2 separate regions of the Homo sapiens genome follow, and region 2 is linked to region 1. Evidence: read pairs that join two places in POLR2A ChIA-PET (ENCODE). Cell type or tissue: OCI-LY7. All regions are shown on one strand.

The links. ChIA-PET counts read pairs that join two places held together with the same protein. Peaks named below come from ENCODE experiments on the same cell type or tissue, not always from the same donor. Only the 100,000 strongest peaks of a DNase experiment are listed, where the experiment ranks them.
Region 2: POLR2A ChIA-PET joins it to region 1 with 15 read pairs; 4 of 35 experiments call an interaction of 5 or more read pairs at or near these places.

The regions. Positions count from the first base shown.
Region 1 is chr1:39,391,442-39,399,441 of GRCh38, reverse strand. All of the region lies in intron 58 of MACF1 (microtubule actin crosslinking factor 1), which reads right to left. Among named protein-coding and RNA genes, the nearest start is that of BMP8A, 96 kb to the left of the region's middle. In OCI-LY7, no CTCF peak of the experiment used is centred here; DNase peaks (open chromatin) are centred at 3,871 and 4,651; H3K4me3 peaks cover 1,479 bases; H3K27ac peaks cover 3,961 bases.
Region 2 is chr1:39,269,594-39,277,593 of GRCh38, reverse strand. The region is part of intron 6 of MACF1 (microtubule actin crosslinking factor 1); the gene reads right to left. Among named protein-coding and RNA genes, the nearest start is that of MACF1, 69 kb to the right of the region's middle. In OCI-LY7, no CTCF peak of the experiment used is centred here; a DNase peak (open chromatin) is centred at 7,683; H3K4me3 peaks cover 990 bases; H3K27ac peaks cover 791 bases.

The sequences.
Region 1 (8,000 bases):
GATCGCACCACTGCACTCCAGCCTGGGTGACAGAGCCAGAATCCATCTCAAAAAAAAAAAAAAAAAAAAAGCTTTATAAAGAAGTGGACTTGAGCTATGACTTCAGAAATCAAATACCTAAAATGTATAAGGAGTGTCTGGGGTAACTGGATGTAGTGTATGGTCTATATAGGAAATAACACTGGAAAGATAGTGGGGATCAAATACATCCAAGACTGGAGACACAGAAATAGGCTAGTTCTGAAGGATACAACCATTTATCAGATCAGATGGCCTTCGAATTGCTTTGGGGGAAGGATAAGCACTTACAGAAAGAACTGTGAATACAGACAGAAGGTCAGGAAATCATTTTGGAGATGAAAATTTTAGAGGGCTATAGCATAATTTATGTCTGTTTTTTTCCCATAGGAACCATGTATGTATATGCTAGCTATCCAATCACACCAGCTCTCTGCATTCTTAACAGAGGGTCCTTTGTTCCAAACAGTAAGGCTCAAAAGAAACATAGTCTGATAAAATCACACTGAGATCAGTACTCCCAGCTGGTGCAAGGGCTGATGCCATTCCATAACACACCCTACAGGAAGCAGCCTGAGATACACAGCTGATTGATTTCCACAGCAGGAGCCTTGTGGCAGTGTGGGGTGGGGACTGGTCAGGCATAGAGAAAATTCTTCAGTCGCTGACTCAGATTAGTTCCCCAAGATCCTGACTCTATCTGTGTAAGTCACTCCCGGAAGCAACACTATTTCTTAACTAATTTTCTTAAAAGGAGAGGAAAACCACAGAAGCACCCCCAGCGAGTGGAACTATTTAATCAGTTAACTCTTACTTGTCATGGGATCTGAAGATGGCAAAAATCAAATTCCCTAGCTTTCTAGAAGTAAGCTGAATAATTCTTTCATTGTAAGGGGCCGTCATCCTGTGTATTGTAGGTTGTTTCGCAGCACTTACTAGATGCCAGTAGCAGCTTTTCCAGTCATAACAATAAAAAATGTCTCTGGGCCAGGCACTGTGGCTCATTCCTGTAATACCAGCACTCTGAGAGGCTGAGGTAGGCAGATCATTTGAGCTCAGGAGTTCAAGGCCGGCCTTGGCAACATGGTGAAACTCTATCTCTACAAAAAATACAAAAATTAGCCAGGAATGGCAGCATGCACCTGTAATTCCAGCTACTTGTGGGGCTGAGGCAGGAGGATCACTTGAGACTGGGAGGTCGAGGCTGCAGTGAGCCATGATTGTGCCACTGCACTCTAGCCTGGGTGATGGGAGTGAAACTGTTTAAAAAAAAAAAAAAAAAAAGGAGTGGCGGGGAGTGGGAGTCTCTGCAAAGCTATGCTTGGTTGACAACCACTGGTGTAGCATAAACTTTGGTGCCAAACAGACCTTCCCAATCCCAACTCTAATATTTACTTGCTATGTGGCTCGAACAAGTTATTTTAACCTCTTCAAGTCTTAAGTTTTCTTATCTGCAAAATAGGATTTTAAATGTCTGATTTAGAGTTTTTTTCAGAGATCATTTAGACTCAGATCTTTCTTACTGCATTTACCACTACATCAGTACCACTGTAATTCTCTGTATCTGTTTCCCTTACTATAGATGGTCTCTGACTTAACAATGGTTCAACTGAAGATTTTTCAACTTTATGATGGTGAAAGTGATATGCATTCAGTAGAAACCATACTTCAAGTACCCAATCATTCAGTTTCTCTATTTCAGTACAATATTCAATAAATTACATGAGCGAGTCAGCACTTTATTATAAAATAGGCTTTCTGATAGATGATTTTGCCTAACTGTAGGCTAATGTAAGTGTCTGAGTATGTTTAAGGTAGGCTAAGCTGAGCTATGATGGTCAGTAGCTACTTTTTTTTTTTTTTGGAACGAAGTTTCGCTCGTTGCCCAGGCTGGAGCGCAATGGCATGATCTCAGCTCACTGCAACCTCTGCCTCCCGGGTTCAAGCAATTCTCCTGCCTCAGCCTCCTGAGTAGCTGGGATTACAGGCGCTCGCCACCACGCCCGGCTAATTTTTGTATATTTAGTAGAGACCGGGTTTCACCATGTTGACCAGGCTGGTCTTGAACTTCTGACCTCAGGTGATCCACCCACCTCGGCCTCCCAAAGTGCTGAGATGACAGGCATGAGCCACCATACCCGGCTGTCAGTAGGTACATTAAATGCATTTCTGACTTACAATAGTTTCGAGTTATGATGGGTTTTTCCAGACATAATTTCACTGTAAGTCAAGGCACATCTGTACACTGTTAACTAGAGACTATCTGAGACTCCAGTACCCACCACAAGGACTAGCACAGAGCAACTGCCCAGTAAGGATGGGTTAAAAGGAATATGGAATCACTTCCTTTTAACCTCCATCCATGAACCATCACCATGTGTAGCAAAGATCCATATTTCAAATGACATGACTGGTGGTAGAAAAATAGTTTATGACGTCCTAGAGAGTAAGTGTATTCCATTAACCTTCTATAGTCAATAAGAGAGACTCGTAGTTGAAAAGCACTTAGTGGTGGCAAAGTAGGGAGGGTGCACATTCTACCCATAGCTGGGTTTTTCCAACTGGGACAGCTGAGACTTGTGAAGAATCCATTCAGCAGGAGACAGCCCTTTACAGTGATGGTTTGGTGCAGTGACCTGACACAACTCCCTGTGGAAGTCATTTTATTCCTAGTAAACCAGCAACTCTAACAATAAACGGCCCTTCAAAGAAACTCATCGTACTTCCTAGAAGCTCATAGCTTATTAGCGAGCTTGAAAGTGCCCAGGATATTTTTCTGAAGCTCCAGAACCAGCCTAAGGCTGAGACCATTTACCATTCATTTCTAGGCACAGTGAGGATCAGTCCTTTTCTGCAAGTCTGTGCTTATCTTAACCATGTTTACTAATCAACTACTAAACGATCAATACATACAAGTTCTGCACAGGATACATTCTAGTTTTTCTGGAAATATATTTCTTCCTTCTTATACAAATGATAAATCTTAGTTGTGAATGCTACATACTGATACTGTATGTGAAGAATTTTAGTAAACTCAAATCCAACTGCTCAGTCCTTTTCTTTGGTTACAGATATATTTGTTTGTTGCTTTTTTTTTTTTTTTTGAGATGGAGTCTCGCTCTGTCACCCAGGTTGGAGTGCAGTGGCGCGATGTCGGCTCACTGCAACCTCCACCTCCTGGGTTCAAGCGATTCTCCTGCCTCAGCCTCCTGTGTAGCTGGGACTACAGGCGCATGCCACCATGCCCGGCTAAGATGGGGTTTCACCATGTTGGCCAGAATGGTCTCGATCTCCTGACAGCGTGATCCACCTGCCTCAGCCTCCCAAAATGCTGGGATTACAGGCATGAGCCACTGCGCCTAGCCTGTTTGTTGCTTTAAAATCTCACCTTGCTATCAAATTTCCAGACAGATTTTTGTAAAATCTATCAATCCTTTCTTGATGATTTTACTACCTTCCATTCAATTTTACTACCTTCACTGGGGCATGAGGCTCCTTTAAGATGATGCAGTGGCTGCAAGCCTGGGATTTTGCTTGTGACACTGATATTTAAAATACAACTGGCAATATTTTAAAAGGGAGCTGGAAAAGGTTCAACATGAAGCAAACTTAAAGGCCTTAAAGGCTCCTTCACCTTCTCCACATCCAGTTGCTATGGTGGGGGTGGAGAGGATTATTACAGAGCATTGGAATTCTTTGTGGGGTGGGGAGGTGGGGGTGGTCACATAAGGGTTATAAATATCAGCAGCCAAACTCTTGGTTGGCTGTGGAGAACAACTGAGAGACTGTAGTCTCCCCTTAAAGGCACAGAACAAGGAAGCTCCCTGAAGTATGTCCACAAAGGAAGTTCCTCTTCTCTTTGGCAATGCATCATCAACCAAACACCTGCATCAACAACTGACAACTGTACGTAAATTCCAGCCAGGGAAAGTGACCAGGAGGTGTTAAGCCAGACACAGATTAAGGCCAGCAAAAATAAAGAATCCAGAGCCTGGCTTAAAGGAAAGCTGACTTAGAAGTGGTTGTTGCCACTACACACAGTCATAATCAGATTATCAGAAGGCTGCTTGTTACATAAATATTTAACTAGTAACCTATTCCACCTGAATTCTAAGTTTCCCATGTATAGGTGGCAATTTCTTCCAGGGCTATAGTTCTCAACAGAGGGTAATTCTGCCTTCCAGGGAGACATTTTTAGTTGTACAACTGGGAAGTTACTAGGTCAGAAATGCTGCTAAACAGCCTACAATGCACAGGACAGCTTCTCACAACAAAGAATTATCCAGTCCAAAATGTTGATAGTGGCAGGCAGAGGTGGTGGCGTGAGTGGCTGCCCCTTTCCTCCCCACCCACCCCCAAAAAATGTCAATAGTGCCGAAATTGAGAAATCCATTTTAGGATACTGTCTTTATTTCCTTGGACCCTAGTTCCTATTTGGAGTAGCTTTGTTTAAGGAAGAAAGGAAAAAACCAAGACAGGCCAAGGAAGGGTCAGCACAAGGTGGGGGTTGGCAGGGATAGAGGATACCCACTCATCTTGGTAAAGCTGGGGAAACCTAAACCTCCAGGTGACAGACAGGTCATACCAAGTGTGATTTCCTGTCTCTCCAAGGGCAGGTAGATAACGCTAACCTCATTTGCTCTATCCTCCAGTGACTCACTCTCAGGCAGGTGTACTAACTGCCAAAAACGTACATGAGCTGATACTGTCCTTGTAATCATTTGAAAGGAAGGAGTAAACTGGCAGTCTTTCAACTCCATGCTGGGCCCTGTCTTCCAGGGCTTTTCTTTTTCTTTTTTTGGAGACGGAGTCTCTTTCTGACACCCAGGCTGGAGTGCAGTGGTGCGATCTCGGCTCACTGCAACTTCTGCCTCCCAGGTCCAAGCCATTCTCCTGCCTCAGCCTCCCCAAACAGCTGAGACTACAGGCATGTGCCACCATGCCCAGCTAATTTTTGTATTTTTAGTAGATACAGGGTTTCACCATCTTGGCCAGGCTCGTCTCGAACTCCTGACCTCAGGTGATCCACCCACCTCAGCCTTCCAAAGTACTGGGATTACAGGCGTGAGCCACCGCCCCCAGCCTCTTCCAGGGCTTTTCTCATGTGCACATGAAGATGCCTAAGCTTGCTTTCTATGTGGCAATAAATCAATCAATCAATCAATCAATCAATCAATCAATCAAATGAAGGCGTTTACAAGACTTTCTTATTCTGTTTTCATAGTAGGATACCTAGGTCCCCCGGTAGAAACTTCAAGTATACTGAGACCCTGATCCTGGGCTCTGCTCAACCTGAATTAGGAATGAAAATAATCCTAAGGAAGCCTGATGCTGCACCTATTAGAACCCAGCAGCCCAGCCTCAAAGACAAGAAAGGAAAAGACCAACTGGTTTGGGTGCTTTATATGCACCACTGGGTGAAGTGAACCACTATGAGAAACTCGCAGACCCTAAAGAGGTCTGTCAGTCAATTTTTCCCATTGTTCGTTCGTTCGTTCTTTCTTTCTCTTTCTTTCTTTTCTTTCCTTCCTTCCTTTCTTTTCTTTCTCTCTTTCTTTCTCTCTCTCTCTCTCTCTCCCTCCCTCCCTCTCTCTCTGTCTTTCTTTCTTTTTTTTTTGAGACAGGGTCTCACTCTGTTACACGCTGGACTGCGGTGGCATGGACGCAGCTCACTGCAGCGTCAACGTCCTAGGATCAAGTGATCCTCCTGCGTCAGCCTCCTGTGTAAGCTGGGACCACAGCATGTGCCGTCATGCCTAGCTAATTTATTTATTTTTTATAGAAGGGCCGCCTCATTTTGTTGCCCAGGCTGGTCTCGAACTCCTGGGCTCAAGTGATCTGCCCACATCAGCCTCCCAGAATGCTATGATTATAGGTGTGAGCCACTGTGCCTGGCCCCATTGTTCATTTTATCACTGAGAGGTAGAATGCCAAGTCTGAAGCATGACCCAAATACACAACAATATAAATACATATGAAAAACAAGTGAATGAAGGTGCATCCAGGTTTCTTGATAATGCTCACCAGTATGATGCCCAAACCATCAAATACTTTCTGAGTGAGAAGTCACATGGTTCTTGCGGGGAGCAGGGGGCAAAGGAGGGGTTGGTTTAAGATTCAGAATGATCTCAGTTCAAGTAAAACCTACGTAGGGAATTTCAAAATGAGGAAAATCTCTTGTTATCATCAGAGACTTAACATATATATATATATATATATATATATATTTTTTTTTTTTTTTTACCCTTCCCAGGAAGGTCACTCTAGGGGAATTCTTTGGCTCAAGTTTCAGTGATAAAAACGTCCTTCCTTTCTTGTTAGCCTCCTGTTAGACACATACAATTCCTTTTCCTCAATAACCAGACTCCCTTGTTCAGGAAAACGGAATTTCCTGAAGAGATTTGCCAAAGTCTTTTCTTTCCAGCTTTCTGAAAACAAGCTCAATCCTCTCATTAGTGATTTCTAGAATGGCTTCTTCCTTTCTACTTCCAACAGAGAGCTGAACCTGGTAAAGATCCTAACTCAGGAAGCCTGAGATCTCTGCCTGGTTTGAGTGGAAAGGAACTCTCTTCCACTCCCATGTGATAGAATCTGGTCTGCCAGTGAGGACCTACTAATCATTCAGAAGCAACTGAGGGAAAGCCTTTCCTAGGAATAATGTATTTTAGTATTCCACATTCATTTAAGGAAGAAATAATTTTCCCCACAGACTGCAGATCCATGGATCTATCAGCAAGACTGTACAGTCCCAAGTAAGACTGGGGGGTTCTTCACAGGCCTAACTCATCTGTCTATTCTAGCTCCCATGGAGTTAGCTGGGTTAAAGCAGAGTTTCCGTCTCCCAGATTCATATCCTCTTCTCTTGTGCAGATTCTGTGCTAAAAGTATGATTCCATTAAAAAAAGAGCTGAAAACTTACAGCTAATGCTGTTTTTAAAAATATTTATCTTCATCTTTGTTTTTACCTTATTAAAAATAATTTGAATCTGAAAACAGAGTCATACTTTATAAATCTGGTCTGCTGCTGGAGTAAGGAAAGATTAATCTATGGCTGGACTATAATACATTAACCCAGGAACTCCACACTCAAATCATGAAAATGACTCAGTCCTCAGAATGGGTCCAAAAAGACCTTCCCTTTATGCGGCCTCCTGGGGACTATGGAACTGACACACAGAATTTTTCTCCTCTCATTGTTTTCACTTCCGATGAGCTCAGCATGAGTTCAGCCAAGAATATGCTCCTCCCCTCCTGACCAAAGATTTTTGCTGGGAGAAGGCAAAAACTCTTTCCAAAGCTTTTGACTTCCCTACAAGGTGGACAGGTGGAACAGGGCTTTTGATTTGCATCCCCAACTTGAGGGTGGATACTGATCATTTTATGGTAACTACCTACTGACTTGACAATGGACTACACACAGGACACTCCACCACCCTTCTCCCTTCTCCCACTCTTCTTCCAGGCTTGCCTTGTCAACACCAGTCCACTGTTGATGAACACACTCTGCAAGAGCCCAGCCGATCAGTGTCCAGTCCCAGCCTTCACATCCAGAGTATCTGAGGTGGAAGGCTTATTTTTAGAAATCAGTGAAACGAATTTGGCTATGACAAGCAACTAAGTGCTATTGAACTCTGAGCACTATTAGGCAACATACTAGGATAGAAATAAGATAAAGTAATGCCCAGTAATTTTTTGAAATCTTCCAGCAACATCAAAAGTCAGAATGTCTCTAGAAACCAAGGATTAAATGAAAAGGAAAAGATGACTTGTCCTCAAATCCAAACACTATTTATGCCTGCATGTGGACTCTTTTGTACATTTTAGCTCATATCTAATGCAATTTTAACAGGCCTGTTTATCTCATTTTCTAGCTCAGTGAAGATTAGAAGGGAGGAATAGACTACACAGACCAAATGACAGCAGTGAAAAGTGATAGCAGTAGGAAATAATAACCAATATCATGGTGGTGGGCAGAAATCCCA
Region 2 (8,000 bases), 120 kb after region 1:
TTAGTTGAGACATGCCATAACTAACATATGATTATCCCAAATATTTTCCCAGATAACAACAGATGTATGAAGGTAAAACAGGAATACAGGAAGGGAAGCTCTGTAGTCCTCCTGAATACCCAAACTTTTAGAAATTTATTTACACATATACACATATTTAAAATTAAGCAGTATATTTAAGCATTTAGTATTAATGTATTTTCTGCCTTTGTAATTTCAAAAAACTGTATTATTCAAACTTCACATGCATCTTTAACATCAATGTTTTTTCCTTCAATAAAGCTATCTTTTTAGTGAATTTTCTAGAAAATACTGTCTACTTTTCTAAGATTTTAAAGTTAATAACAGCACTTTTCTGAATCTACATTGTCTCTGGGTATTTCATTTCAAACCACAAGAGTCCAGTTACATAACACTGGATTAGGGTTTTTTTTTTTTTTCATTCATTCTGCTGTGTTTATTTGTGATCCCCATAATGTATGTGTATGTTTCATATGCAATGTGAGTGATTCAAAAAAAAATTTTAATGTTAAGGCTTGTATACAATTACTTTCAACACTTCAAATTAGGAGATTATATTCCCAGGAACAATAACTAAAACTTTCTTAGATTTTTCATTCCTCTTTTTTGTTTAATCAATTATGTCAGTTGATCTCTACAAAAAAATGATAGTGATTGAACTAGCAGATGGTGACATAGATTTATTCACCCTTTTTCATGAACTGACTATAAGCTCCCTGGAAGCCTAATAACAAGAAATGCTTTATAAGAAGTAAAATATAAAGAGAATATCTCTTTTCTGAAGGTTAATTTCTGGACGAAAAAAATCTCATATCTATGGTAGGTCACATGAAATAGTTAAACAAATTTATAGCCAAAAACGACCAATAATTATAGTAATATCCAATACAGAATCTCAGCAGAATGGAAAATTACTGTGGGCTGGAGGATTTCTAGAAGTACCATATAAACTCATCCTTGAAGGGTGTTACAGAACAGGTGAAAGCCAAGGAAGAAAGGAATTCCACGTAGAAAGTGGATGTAAACAAACTGAGATAAGGTGAAACAGAAATAGTAGTTAAGGGACTGATCTGTTAAAATGAGAAGGTTTAAATTGGGAACCGATAGAAAAGATAAGATAGATTACAAAGGAACTGGTAATCTATCTTATCTTTATCCCAGCTGAGGAGTTTCGACTTGGTATCTTATCTTATCCCAGCTGAGGAGTTTGGACTTGGTAAGTCTCTCAGTGGATGAGACGAGTTGTTCTGAGCAAGTAAGTACTTGATTATTATGTCCTCAAGTTTCTAGCTGACCTCATCACCCACTAAAGATAAAGCATCAGACCTTGAAAACTTTCAAGAAGCAAATGAGGGCTGGGTGCAGTGGCTCACTCCTGTAATCCCACCACTTTGGGAGGCATAGGCAAGAGGATCACTTGAGCCCAGGAGTTCAAGACGAGCCTGGGAAACACTGTGAGAAATTGTCTCTACAAAAAATTTAAAAATTAGCTGGGTGTGGTGGTACTCCCCTGTAGTGCCAGCTACTTGGCAAGTTGAGGCACGAGGATCGTTTAAGCCCAAGATGTCAAGGTTGCAGTGAGCTATGATTGCACCACTGCTCTCCAGCCAGGTGTCAGAGCAAGATTCTTTCTCAAAAAAAAAAAAAGAAGAAGAAGAAGCAGATGAAGGCACAATGCAGTGGTTCTACAAATGCCCAGCTAGAGGGATCTAATGGCAGCTATGTTGGTGAGGAACAGAGATAAAGAAGGTGTTTATTACCAATATTAGAGTTAGGTAAAAGGGAGTGCTCCTTTCAGTATTCACATTCAGAGTCCTGGAGGTCTCACTAGGGAATATAATTAGAATGGAAACCCTAGGTAATAGAACATGGGCATTTTTCAACTCTACAAAATATTGTCAAACTACTTTCTAAAGAACAGTAGCAAATTATACTTCCACTTAAGTGCTATGAAGAGGTTTTCCCATCACTCTTCATCCTCGCCTACACTTGGTATTTTCAGAATTTTTACCTTCTGCCAATCTGATGGGTATAAAATGGTATCTTAGCTAGGCATGGTGGTGTGCTTGCAGTCCCAGCTACAAGCTTGAGTCCAGGAGTTTATGGCTACTGTGCGCTATGATGGTACCTGTGAATCGCCACTGCTCTCTAGCCTGGGCAACATAGCTGAGACCTCATCTCTTTAAAAAAAATTACAGGCGCAGTGGCTCACACCGTAATTCCAGCACTTTGGGAGGCAGAGGCGGGCGGGTCACGAAGTCAAGAGATCAAGACCATCCTGGCTAACACAGTGAAACCCCGTCTCTACTAAAAATACAAAAACAAAATTAACCGGGCATGGCGGCGGGCGCCTGTAGTCCCAGCTACTCGGGAGGCTGAGGCGGGAGAATGGCGTGAACCTGGGAGATGGAACTTGCAGCGAGCCGAGATCGCGCCACTGCACTCCAGCCTGGGCGACAGAGCGAGACTCTGTCTCAAAAAAAAAAAAAAAAAGTATCTTATTGTTGTTTGATCTGTATATCCTTATTAGTAAAAAGGAGTCTTCTTATGTATATGAGGCATTTGGATTTCCTTTTTTTGTGAATTGCTTATTCCTGGGCTTTCCCCTATTTTTCTACAAGGGTGTTTGTCTTTTTCTTATTCATTTTCTTGTTCTTTTAAGTAATAATATTAACTAGCATTTATTGTGATTACTTGTATTAATTCATATTATTCTCACAACAACCCTACCAAGCATATGCTATTCTTATCTTCCATTTACAAATAAGGAAATTGTAGCACAGAGAAGTTTAGTAACCTGTTCCAAGTTATACTGCTAGTAAGTTGCAGAATTGGGATTCAAACCTAGCCAATCTGGCTCCATGCTCTTAATCACTTTATCTATAGGATAGTAACCCCTTTTCAGTAGTCATCCATGGAGAATTGGTTCTAGGACCTCCCTCAGATACCAAAATCCGCAGATACTGAAATCCACAAATGCTCAAGTCCCAGATACAAAATGAGGTAGTATTCACATACAACCTGTGTACATCCTCCCAGCTACTTTAAATAATCTCTAGATTACTTATAATTCCTAATACAATGTAAATGTTAGTAAATAGTTGTTATCTTGTTTAGGGAATAATGAAGTCTGTACATGTTCATTACAGATGCAATGTTTTTCTTCAGAATATTTTCCATCCGTTATGGGTTGAATCCCCAGACGCAGAACCCACAATGCAGAGAGCCAACTGTATATGTATTATATCATAATTTTACCAGTATTATTACATTTTTATTTTTATACAACTTATTTTGCCTAACTTTCCATTTTATTTTTATACAATTTTATTTTTTAATTTCATTTTATTTTTATACAATTTTTTTCTTAATTTTCTATTTGAAATGGAAATTTTCAAATATATACAAAAGGAGACAGAATAGTATAATAAGTCCCTATGTACCTATTACCCAGTTTCAACCATTATCAACTCATAGCTAATCTTGTTTCATCTACATCCCACCCACTTCACCCTTCCCCTATTATGATAAAGTAAATCTCCTGTTTTTCTCTAAAAACATTTCAGTATGTATCTGTAAAAGGCCTTTTTTAAAACATAACCACAACACTATTGTTACACCTAAAAAATAATGATTCTTTAGTAACATTTTTAATTAAGTAAAATTTTTTTAAAAAGAAACAAGGCTGGGCGCGGTGGCTCACGCCTGTAATCCCAGCACTTTGGGAAGCCGAGGCGGGCGGATTACGAGGTCAGGAGATCGAGACCATCCTGGCTAACACGGTGAAACCCTGTCTCTATTAAAAATACAAAAAATTAGCCGGGCATGGTGGCAGGCGCCTGTAGTCCCAGCTACTCTGAGGCAGGAGAATGGCGTGAACCCGGGAGGCAGAGGTTCAGTGAGCTGAGGTAGGGCCACCGCATTCCAGCCTGGGTGACAGAGCAAGACTCCGTCTCAAAAAAAAAGAAAAAGAAACAAAATCCTTTCTTAAAGTTCTAAACTATAACTTTACCTTCTGCATTCCCCCAATAGTGTCATCTGGTTAATTTTGCTTTCTTCTTTCAGTACAAAGCCAGTATTAGTAAAACAACTCTCCCTATAATTAAAAAGGAAAACTGGGAGAGGGATACTTGTAAACTGAAAAGGCTGAGCCCAGAAGATAATACACCAACCAACCTCTTTCTTATCATTTCTAGGCCCCAGTGTTATCTGACTATTCACCTAAAATTGTAGAGACTCGAAGGGTTGTGGCAAGAACACTGGTATATAGCTGGGCGTGGTGGGGGCGGGCGCCTGTAATCCCAGTTACTCGGGAGGCTGAGGCAGGCGAATAGCTGGAACCCGGGAGGCAGAGGCTGCAGTGAGCCGAGATCGCACCACTGCACTGCAGCCTCGGTGACAGAGCCAGACTCCGTGTCAAAAAAAAAAAAAAAAAAAAAAATTGGTATAGAGGTAAATGCTTCATTAAATGGGATTCGCTAACAAGGTGGGCAGGAGCTTGGCAGCAGAAGTCAAGATGGGGAGGAGGAAGGGATTTTCAAAAATGTTCCTTGTTGAAATAAGCCAGGTATTAGTAGTATGGATATTGAAAGCAGCTGGGAATAGGGAGTCCTGAGAGAAGAAATGGGCCAGAGAAGAAGGCCTTTGTCTGACATCAAAGAGCGATTGCTATTAGCCTGTTCCCATCCAGCTCCAAATCCTAGTCTACTTGTCATTCTGAAAACATATTTGTCAGCTGACCCTTGTCATCTTGCTTCTGTGTTAACTATTTCTTGACAAAAGAAGTATTAACTGTACTAGGTGAATAGAAAAGCAGATCATGTATATTCTACTATCTAAACCCTACACTAGCAAGAAGCACAATCAGTTCCCATTTCTCTCCATCCTAAAAAGCAACAAAACCCATGGTGAAGTTTATGTCTATCCATAGCCTGGTCTCACTCTCATCAACAAGCCCTGGACTAATCAACAGAGGAGACAGTCTGGCTGGAACTCAAATTATTTTCTGAGGATAGTTACTACTCTGACATATTAAAAACAAAACCACCACCAAAAAAGCAAGCAAAAAACAACTCAATTGGACTGCCAGCTGTCTCCTGTTTAGACAGGAGTTGGTGTGTGAACAGCAGCAGCTGCTCTTCTGACCCTTGCCCTCCCAGCTTTCCCACTTTAGCAGAGATGCTCTTGCCCTGCCTATCGGTTTCAGTATGCGTTGCCCTCTCTGTTTCTCTGGCTGCTACTGTCCTCAAGCCTGTGAACAGCCTGTTAGGGAGGGGAGCAGCTCCCTGAAGACAGTTCCTTCAGGGACCAGTGAGAGTTGCAGCCTCTTGGCCTTAAGGACTTTCATTCTGAAGGAATGTCACACTTATCTTGATAAGTTACTTCTTATCTGTCATATAGGATGGTGAGTCTGTGGTCCCTGTATCACATGATGGACACAAAACCTGGAAATATGCCAGGTGTCTGAGCTGAGACTCGGTCACTTAGTTTTTCAGCCTTGGCTATACATAAGTAGTATGACTGTGTCTGCAGTGAAAAGGTAGAAGGAATAGATGCAGAGGTTGGCTACCCAGAAAATGCCACACACCAATTTGAATCATACTGAACAGCAAAGGAATCATACTGTTGCCAATATGGTCACACTACAGATCATGGTCCAAAGGTTTCTCCTAACAATCTTTTCTTTAAGACTCCTCACAGACTCATGCAGAACATTCCCTTGCCAGTGTGGAGATCCAGCCCATACAAAGGTGCCATTGCTATCTATGGTCTATTATCTAGGATTGATTTTACTAGGAGTTCCTAAAACTTTATATGCCAAATTTCTGAAAATCTCACACTCAGTTACAAGCATGTGTCCTATAATGTTATGATGACTACACAATTTCAATTTTAATGCCAGTTGTACAACAATCAGTTCCACAGCTGGTTTTACCCCCAACTACTCTATCTGTTCCAACTTTTACAAGATAAAAGTTGACTTTGACATTCTTTTTTATCTGATGAAACCCAAATACTTGTTGATATGGTTTCAATCTGTGTCCCTACCAAATCTCATGTTGAATTGTAATCCCTAATACTGGAAGTGGGACCTGGTGGGAGACGACTGGATCATGAATCATGAAAGTGGATTTCTCATGAATGGTTTAGCACCATCCCCTTGGTGCTGTTCTCGTGAGGGTAGGTGGGTTTTCATGAGATTCGGTCATTTAAAAGTGTGTGGCACATCCCACCCACAACCTCTCGTTCCTGCTGTAGCCAAGTGACATGCCTACTGCTCCTCTGCCTTCCACCAAGATTGTAAGTTTCCTCAGGCCTCTTCAGAAGCTGAGCAGATGCCAGCATCATGCTTTCTGTACAGCCTGCAGAACTGTATACCAATTAAACCTCTTTACTTTGTAAATTACCCAGTCTCAGGTATTTATTTATAGCAATGCAAGAATAGCTTAATACATTCATGCGCCCCATATCCCAGTAGTTTCACTGCCTTCCTTCCTACCATAACACAACTATCACACTCCCCACCACACATATCCATGTTTATATGAGGCCCAAGAAACCTCTTGCCCATCCATAAAATAGATATTTTTTCAATGGCCACTTTTTCTTCAACCTGTTGGGAGTCTCCAAACTCTAATAACAGAGGGCACTAAGATGGGGCTGTCTGTGGGGAAAATGTATCCCCAAAGAGGAAATTCTAGGCACAGATTGCTCAGAATTTGTATCTATCCTCAGCCTTATGCTGCTAGTGATAGGCAGGGCACCAGTAGGTAGACCATATCCCTGCTCTGCAAACATCAGGGCCCCTGTACAGTATCAGTGGCCCCCATCTAGGCAAGGAAAGTGCCCTACCTCATTTTATAAATTTTGCACTTTGAAGTCCTAATGTTTTTATTTCTTCTGCTGCAGAGGCCAACATCCCAGTAAAAGTTCTTTAGCCATTGGTGAATTATAACTTCAATCACCCACACAATCACACACCTACATGCCAGATGCTGTGCTACCCATGGTCTTGCTGAGTCCTTATCTCAGTGTTCACATCTCTGAATTCTCACTTGCTCCTTGACCTTTAAAACATTCACAGAAACTGCCATTACCACCACCACCAGCAGCACCATCCATGCCTCAATATATTCCTCAAAACAAAATCATGTTAAAGCCCTAAATACATCCAGTCACAAAACAAACTTTTCTAGCCTTAAACCTTCAAATTGCCCTAACCTCCCTCTCTCTCTCTCAACTAATCCCCAGATAACTCTGTCCCTCTCCTCTAATCCTGGAATTAGGAACCAAAGAAGGATGAGCCCTCTCCACCTATACAAATACTGAATGAGTGCTGCCGTCAGAAATTTCCCAACAGGGATGGGATTGCATCAGCTCTAGTAAGAATATCACTCTCCTGTGAGGAAGAGCAAGTACACTGACAACAGCTGCCTGACCCCTTCCACATTTATTCCAGAGATTCATTCCAGAGATTCAGTTAGGCCCTTCCCCATCGTCTCTTGTGCTACATTACAACTTCTCGTAGCAGGGAAGCTGGTAAACAGACCTGCCTGAGAGTAAGTACTATCTAGCATTGCACCTTGAGAGATCATCCCACCAGATAGCTTGAGCAATTACGCCACTTGGCTACTCAGAATCAGGGATTCCCCAGAGACAAGTCTTGGTTTCAAGCATCAAGGGGCAGACCTGAAATAGATTCTGCTTGCTGAGCTCCAGCAGATACTAACCCACATGGGGGTAAGTTTGAGAGGCACCAACATCCTCACTGCTCACCACACTCAGCTTTAATATGTTTGAGGGCCAAGAATCCAAACAGCAGTTTGATTATCTCTTGAACATGCCCACCTACCTCTTCCAGACCCCATGATGGGGTGTGGCTTGCCTCCAGAGAAAGAGTGCCATCCTCTTCTGAGAAGGAAGTAGAGCTCTTTTCAGGTTCTGTATCTTTAGGCTGGATCCCATGTATGTGTGGCCCA